Linked DNA regions of Homo sapiens: region 2 is linked to region 1. A link is a loop called in an ENCODE intact Hi-C map of the cell type or tissue named here. Cell type or tissue: IMR-90. All regions are shown on one strand.

The links. Peaks named below come from ENCODE experiments on the same cell type or tissue, not always from the same donor. Only the 100,000 strongest peaks of a DNase experiment are listed, where the experiment ranks them.
Region 2: it touches region 1 in a loop (1.9-fold over the local background); 1 of 110 quality-filtered maps calls a loop at or near these places.

The regions. Positions count from the first base shown.
Region 1 is chr1:100,620,037-100,624,036 of GRCh38, forward strand. No RefSeq gene overlaps it. Among named protein-coding and RNA genes, the nearest start is that of LINC01349, 25 kb to the right of the region's middle. RefSeq lists a silencer at 2,545-2,843. In IMR-90, no CTCF peak of the experiment used is centred here; DNase peaks (open chromatin) are centred at 2,195 and 3,395; H3K27ac peaks cover 1,572 bases.
Region 2 is chr1:100,793,212-100,797,211 of GRCh38, forward strand. No RefSeq gene overlaps it. Among named protein-coding and RNA genes, the nearest start is that of VCAM1, 75 kb to the left of the region's middle. In IMR-90, no CTCF peak of the experiment used is centred here; a DNase peak (open chromatin) is centred at 1,700; H3K27ac peaks cover 985 bases.

The DNA of each region.
Region 1 (4,000 bases):
CTTTTAGTAGAGACAGGGTTTTGCCATGTTGCCCATGCTCATCTCAAACTCCTGAGCTCAAGTGATCCACCTGCCTCAACCTTGCTATTTTGCCCAGGCTGGTCCCAAACTCCTGAGCTCAAGTGATTCTTCTACTCTTATTGAATCAACTTTCACCTCCAGTCAGCTTCCCTTTCAGTTCTATAAATTCTACTATCTAAACAGATCCTGTAGTCTCCCTTTCTCTCAGCCCTGGTCCTGCTTCCTTAGTTGTGCTTTGCTATGGCTTGAGTGTGACCCCCCCCAAAAGTATATGTTACAAACATAACCACCATTGTAACAGTATTAAGAGGTGGGACCTTTAAGAGGTAATTAGGCCATGAGGGCTCTGTCCTTATCAGTGGATTAATACCATTATTACAGGAATGGATTCCTTATAAAAGGATGAGTTCAGCCCCCTCCTGCTCCCTCTCTCTCATCCCTATTTGCCCTTCTGCCATGGGATGATGTAGCAAGAAGGCACTCACCAGATGCTGACCACTTGATCTTGGACTTCTCAGTCTCCAAAACTGTAAGAAGTAAATTTTTATACTTTATAAATTATCCAGTCTCAGGTATTCTCTCATAGCAGCACAAAATAGACTGAGAGAGACCCTTTATCATTTCTCATGTATATAGTTAACATTACTGTCTTAACTGATCTCCTGACCATTGGCCCTCTCAAAGCCATTCTCTACACTTCTGTGAGTTATCTTCCTAAAACATGGGCCTGATCTTGGTTATAAAGCTGCTCATAGTTCCCAACTGCCCTCAGAATTAAGTGCAAACTTTAGTAGGGTACACGGGTTCTTCATAATCTGGCCTATTAGCTCTTCATTATCATTTACGTCTGCTGCTCTCCCATGACTATTTGGTCTCGTTCATATCCACTCCCATTTTTTCCCCAGAAAGCTCTGTTCGCCTTTCATCCCTGGACCTTTGCATATATCTTTCTGTACTTGTATCCTATAGTGGTTAAGAGCTCTGGATCTTATTGTGGTTTTGCCACTTTCTAGCTATATGACTTTGGCCAACTTACTTAGTCTCTCTGTGTATCAGTTGCCACAGTGGAAATAATAGTAGAGACTACCTCATGTTGATCTTGTATGGATTTAAAAAATTAACACAGGCAGGGTGCAGTGGATCAAGCCTGTAATCCCAGCACTTTGGGGGGCCAAAGCGGGTGGATCACCTGAGGTCAGGAGTTTGAGACCAGCCTGGCCAACATGGTGAAACCCCGTTTCTGCTAAAAATATGAAAAATTAGCCGGGCATGATAGTGGGCACCTGTAATTCCAGCTACTTGGGAGGTTGAGGCAGGAGAATCACTTGAACCAGAAGGCAGAGGTTGCAGTGGGCCGAGATCACGTCATTGCACCCCAGCCTGGGCAACAAGAGGGAAACTCTGTCTCAAAAGAAAAAAAAAATTAACACAGGTAAAAAGCTTAGATCAGTGCTGAGCACAATATAAACCCATTAGTGGCTAAACCATCAACAAGTGTTGGGAGCTGCTGCTATTTTTACTTTCCCTAGAATTCTATCTCTTACCTTTCACTCTTCTCACTGCCCTTATTTGCCCAGAAATCCCTTTATGTCCTGAAAAACTCAACTCTCATATTTTACTTTTAGGAAATTATCAGTTACTGCTCTAACACAGTTCTTGATGTATGCTCTTCACTCCCTGACCTTTTGCTTTGTTGATACTTTATTATTGTACTTACGACTCCATACTTAAAAAATATAATTGGTAAAAAAAAATGTAACTAGTAATAGGCAGAAAAACTGGAATTGATTCCCAGTGCCTGTTACATGACAGGGGCTCATTATATACTTGCTGAGTGAATGATGGAAGGTCAAGTGAACAAATTAGAGAAATCAGGCAGAAAATATTTCCAGGTATCTTGGGGAGTTGAGAATTAGAGAAGAAAAGAATGAAGGAGGTTGGGATTTGATGAAGAACATATTTGTGACAGTGAAACTCAGTCGTGGGATTTGCTGTTTATATTGTTTTCTTTCCTTCTCAAATCAACATGAGTTGTACAGACCATAATAAAAGCTTCATCTTGAGCCTGTTATTGCATCACCATTTGGCTGATGTTTCACTGCTCCATCACTGTGGGAGGTTAACACTCACTGAGGGGTGGCAGTACCCTCTGCATTTCTCTGGGAAACTCCAATGATTCATCCAAAAGTGTGAGAAGCCAAGCAGCTTTTATCACCCAGGAGACAGCTGTAACCTGACCTCAATTCATGCCAAAGAAGCCTGAGGAAAGTGCCCTGGAAGTGAACAGCCTGCTCATGACTCAAGGAACTCAAAAGTCAGAGTTCTGACCAGTATTGTTGGGGTGGGTAAAAGAACTTCACTCCCTCAGATCTGAAAGTGTCCTTGCCAGAGGAGAGGGAGACCTTATTTCAAGTGTGTTTGAATAAACATGACATACATAAACTTGATTTTCCAGGTTTTGGAGAAAGCATACATTTGTCCTCTGCATCATGAAATAATGTCCTTGGTGGCTCCTTTCAGGGCCTGTGCTGCACTCTCCTTAGTGACTATTAGCATTGGAGTTGGACAATTTAAGGGCAGGAGTGGAGACCTGCTACTTATAAAGGATGACTACACTTATTTAGGGATACTGCTCACGCTGACTCTCAGAGCAATTCTTTTGTTCCAACAGCTGTTCCCAGGGTAGGGTAATATTGGAACAGAGGCTTATGCTGCAGTATCCATTGAGTGGGACTGAGGCCCCTTCAGTAGCTGAAAATCCCCACTTCAGTGCTACTGCTTCAGCTACTGCAGCTCTTACTGTCTTCAAAAACAATGGTAAGGATTCCTTTAACCTCAGAGGAGGAATTAGCTTTTTGCAGAGACTACAAAGAATCCATAGGATACAAACATTTCTATAGTCCAGGAAGGAGTCCCACATATAAAAACAAAACTGTAATATATTTTATAAGTGATTTGCCTAAATATGTGAGGCTGTATTCACTCAGTTTCTCAAGAAGCATTTCTTGAGAAGCTACTGTGTGCCAGAGCCTCCTTAGGGGGCAGGAACTGCTTATTTATCTTCATATCAACATCCCTAGGTAAGTGCCTAGCCCATCGTATGGGCTACAGACTATGCAATGCTATTTCCCTTAGCCCCACCAGAGTTCAGGGTCAGACTGATGGGCAGGACTATGAACAGATCTTCTTTCTCTCCTTGAAGGTAACTAACCTTCCATGGGACTTGAAGCTTCAGATTTTGGCCTTAACCAAGTCAACTAGCTCAAGTCAGAGGGGCAGTGATTATTTGAATTGCCAAGGTATTACCTAATGAGAATCTTTGTGACTAAGCTCTTAAAGTTGAAACTTAAGTAACATTAGCTGAAAAACTTGTTGGATAAACATTGCTACTCCCTTGAAAATTCCGGGAGTTCCAGTTTGGTTGCTGACCATTTTTTACCATTTATCTATTTGTTTAGCACTAACGTTTCTTAAGCTTCCAATGTATATAGAATGCTATGCTGGGTTGTGGGAAATACAATGAGCTATGCTCCCTGTCTGCAAGTCGGTCACATTTTAAGTGGGGGTGCAATAAATGACAGATTCAAACCACTGAACAATTATTAACAGAGAAAAGCAACTTTTATGGGCAAAGGCTTTCGGCAACTCCAGGCACAGTCTCACCCAAGGCCTTGATTGTGGCACTGCTTCTGTCACAGAGAATAAGAGTGAAATGTTAGAAGACTGTTGAAACACTGCGGAGTTAATGTTATGTTCCTTTTCATCTTTGGGTCTTTGTACATGCTGGTTCCTTGTCTTCCCACCACTACCCCTATATCATTTATCTAATTAAAACTCATAAACATGAATGAGAAGCCCTTTTTGACCACCAGCCTACAAACAGACACACAGACACACACACACACACACACACACACACACACACACACACTGCGTTGTCCTTCCATTGAGGTACCAACAGCACACTATAATTTCTCCA
Region 2 (4,000 bases), 170 kb after region 1:
ATTAGGAGAGACCGGAAGGGACCATGCTGTAAAGGATGGTGAATAATGTCCTCAGCAATCACTGTAGTGGACAAATGACCAGGCACCTTTTCTCACACACTCCATAGACACGATAGCACCCAACAAACCTGAGATTATGGATTTGAGATTATGGGATTTGGAGAGAAGGGACACAGAAAAGATTAAGGCTAAATTGCCTGCCACCTCAACTGTACGGAGATTCGGAGACAAAAGTTTTGTTGCTTCAGGTTTCATCTCCTTTCACCATAAGACAATTTGTGGGATATAAAATCCCCCACAATGCAATTTCCAGAGATTGATTTATTTAGTTTGGCTTAACCCATTGGTGGAGCTTTAACAAGATTGTCCAAAGGGGCTCTGGTTCTCCGAGTGTAATTCCCTTTGAAATCTCCCCATAGTGGGAAATTCAGAAAGAAACAGTCCTTCCTGGTTGTCCAGTCTAAGTCAATGAACCAAACACACATGCAGGCACAAACACCTCCAAGACACACGTATTCCTAGAAATCATGTAACCTAGTTCCATGTATTAAAGACGAAACAATTTTCCTACATGCAACAGAATCCATTAAGACCCCTGCCTGTGAAACAAACAGCCTCTTACAGCAAAGCAAATGTGTGAGTCATATCCACCTGCACCTCATTTTGTTTACCCTCTGGTTTCTAGGTAGTGCCCCAGGAAAAATCTGAAAAAGAAGTGGTGTTCATTTCAAATCCATTTGCATTAAATCCATCTATTAAAGACCTTACAGAAACTCTGAAGTTTACCAGTTTCGAGCACTTTAGGCCAAGTAACATTTCTAGACAGAGCATATTCATACCCTTTTCTGTGAGTTGAAGGGAGAGAATATGCATGAGTGAGCCCTGTACATTCAGCACCCCCAGGTGCAGCTTAAGGGGAAAAATTCTGTTCTTCCACTTTATTGTGTATAAGCATAATTTCTCTAGCTCTCAAAGGGTTCAATGGAAAATAATAATAATAAATTAAACACCATTGGGGGTTCAATCCTCTGACTGGAAAGCTATAGAATTTTAGAAAGCTAAGGATTACAAAATCTCACAATCTAGCTTCCCGGGACCTGTAATGTAGGCATTCTGACTCCGCAGTCCTCTACTATTTTACTTTTAGTATAAAATTTGTTTTCAACAATGGTAGCTTTGGTAATCCATATTACATAGTAAGGTCTGATATGAATTTTTATTAGACAACAAAAGAAACTAACCATGTCTTTCATCTTTTTCACTATATAAAATAGAACTCTTAAAAATGCACAATCTGGCTGGGCACAGTGGCTCACGCCTGTAATCCCAGCACTTTGGGAGGCGGAGGCAGGCAGATCACTTGAGGTCAGGAGTTCAAGACCATCCTGGCCAACATGATGAAACCCCGTCTCTACTAAAAAAATATAAAAATTAGCCAGGCGTATTGGCATATGCCTGTAATCCCAGCGACTGGAGATGCTGAGGCAGGAGAATTGCTTTAACCAGGGAGGCGGAGGTTGCAGTGAGCAGAAATCGGGCCACTGCACTCCAGCCTGGGTGACAGAGAGAGACTCCATCTGAAAAAAAAAGAAAAAGAAAAAAAGCACAATCTCATCTTCCAATTTTGCTTAACAGGGAGCTCAAGCTGTTATTATGTGCGTATATGTGTTGTCACATTAAAACGCTGATGAGTCAGCACAGTATGGGGGCATGTTTTCATATGCTGAACTGATTAAATGACCTCCAAATCATGCTTGCTACGTAAAACTGTGAGTGCAGGAATCAAGCACCATTAACATAAAATAAACCATAATAGCTGTTAGGATTGTGATAATGCCTTGTTCCTAAATATTCTGGCTATGTGTGCAGAGAATATAATAAGCTATCTAATTTTAAGGTTTAATGAGGCAAACTGTTGATTCTGAACTGGCTACAGCAGAATGAGTCAACCCATATGTTCTTTGTCACTGGAATATGAGCTTATAAACAGACTTGTCTACAAGGCAGAAAACTCACAGATGACTGATAAATGAATTTTGGCAGTGGCTTATGATCATAATTGGCAATAACTGGGGAAAATATTGACAATGGTGAATTTTGAACTCTTGGAAACAGCGACTCTGAGTCTATCTCACACTCCAACTGTGGTTGAACAGCGCAGAAAGCCTCCTGGACTGGATAGATTTTAAATTGTGCCTTTATGGACGGGAAAAGGATGATAAATGGAAGCAAAATTTTCTAGGAATATGTCCAAAGTAAATGACTGTTGATATGTGTGGTTGTCTTAGTCTGGCTGTATATTTCTGGTACTAAGTGGAGATTGTGTGTGTGAGTGTTGATGTTGATGAATATTCATGCACCAGGGAAGGAAAGTATTCTGTTAACCTGGAGCTATAAAACTTATCCATCAAAATCCTACTTGAGGACTGTGCCATCTGTCTTGATTTGCTCTGAATCAGGATGCCTTACACAATGCGGAGGGCCTTCTCAGTGGGCTGTGGGTGACAGGAAGACAAACAGCAGTGGCAGCTCAGAACTTAAATTCCTAAGTCATCAGCACCAGCACAGAACTCATTCTACAATTGTTCTGGAGACAAGTGGGAGATGACAGGATGCCCAAAATAGCAAGCCTGCTTACCTAAGTATTTGTCTCAAAATCGTGCTGGAGAACCACCTGCTTTGTTTCAATGGAACTCTTGCGAATGTTCAGTTATCAGAAGCACAAGTTATTGTGATGGGACCACTGTGTCTGTCTCTTATGATTGAGCTATCATTTTAGACTGGCAATTTGTATACTTACCCACTAAAGGTGGGGGGAAAAAACCTTTCTCCTTTTATCCAGCAAACACTTTTGAGAATTTTCTATGTGCCAAGAACTATACAAGTCACAGGAATTACAAAGATGCATAAGATATTATAGGTCCTGCTCCTAATTTAGTAGAAAAGAGACATAAGAACAGATCAGTTATAACACAATTAAGTTCATACTATAAATGGGAACAAGTGCTTTGCTGATCCCATAAAAAGACTGATGAACTTTGCCTGGGGCAGCTGGGAAAGGCTTTGTGGAAGAGCTGACATTTGAATTAGGTTTGAAGAATAAGTAAGAGTTTTCTAGATGGAGTAGTCAAGGGAATTGTAGATGATGGATATCTTTATGGCACTGACTGTGGTGATAGTTTTACAGTGTATACTTATCTTTAAACTCATCAAGTTGTATACATTAAATACATACAGATTTTTGTAAGTCAATCATTCCTCAATAAAGTGGTTTAAAAAAAAAAAAGTCAAAGGGAAGGCATTCTGGCCATGTTTCAAATCACATAGACCTGAAAACTCAGGAAATACTCTTCAAAGAGAGAGGCATTCGTGATTAACCAGCCAAAGGTGAAGTGGGGGAATGAAAGGGTTTTGGAATGAAGTGTTGGGAAAGGAGGATCAAGAAGAAAGCTGGGATTGAATTGCAAGGTGTCTTGTATGTCAGGCTATAATACTTGATTATTTTCCCCATTTGGGTAGCAGGGAGCCAACAAACATTTATAAGGATGAGAGAAACATGGTTAGATTTATGTTTGAAGATGCAAATTCAGACGACTATGCAAAAATGAAGCAAGTGGGGAGATGCTGATGGATGTGATGGAAAGGGGGGAAATACTGACAGAAACTGTGAGGGCTGAAATTAAGCAAATGGTGATAAGAATAGAGAAACCACTAAACTTCAATAGTTGGTACAGGTAGTTGCAGAACAGTATACTTGTAGGAAGAGATACATTTGAGAAACACACTACTGAAAACTCAGAAATGCTGAGAACAAAAAAAAAGGAAAAGATTTTACCTATGTCAAGAATGCATTCTTCTGCCTTTATAGTTCCAGCATCTCTTGAGTCTATATTCTAAATTAATAATGACTGAGCCCCAGTTGCTTGTTTACATTTTATGGGCCTAATTAAATTAGGAAAAATAATCACCTGCAAGCAAAGATGTGATACACTTCCTGTAC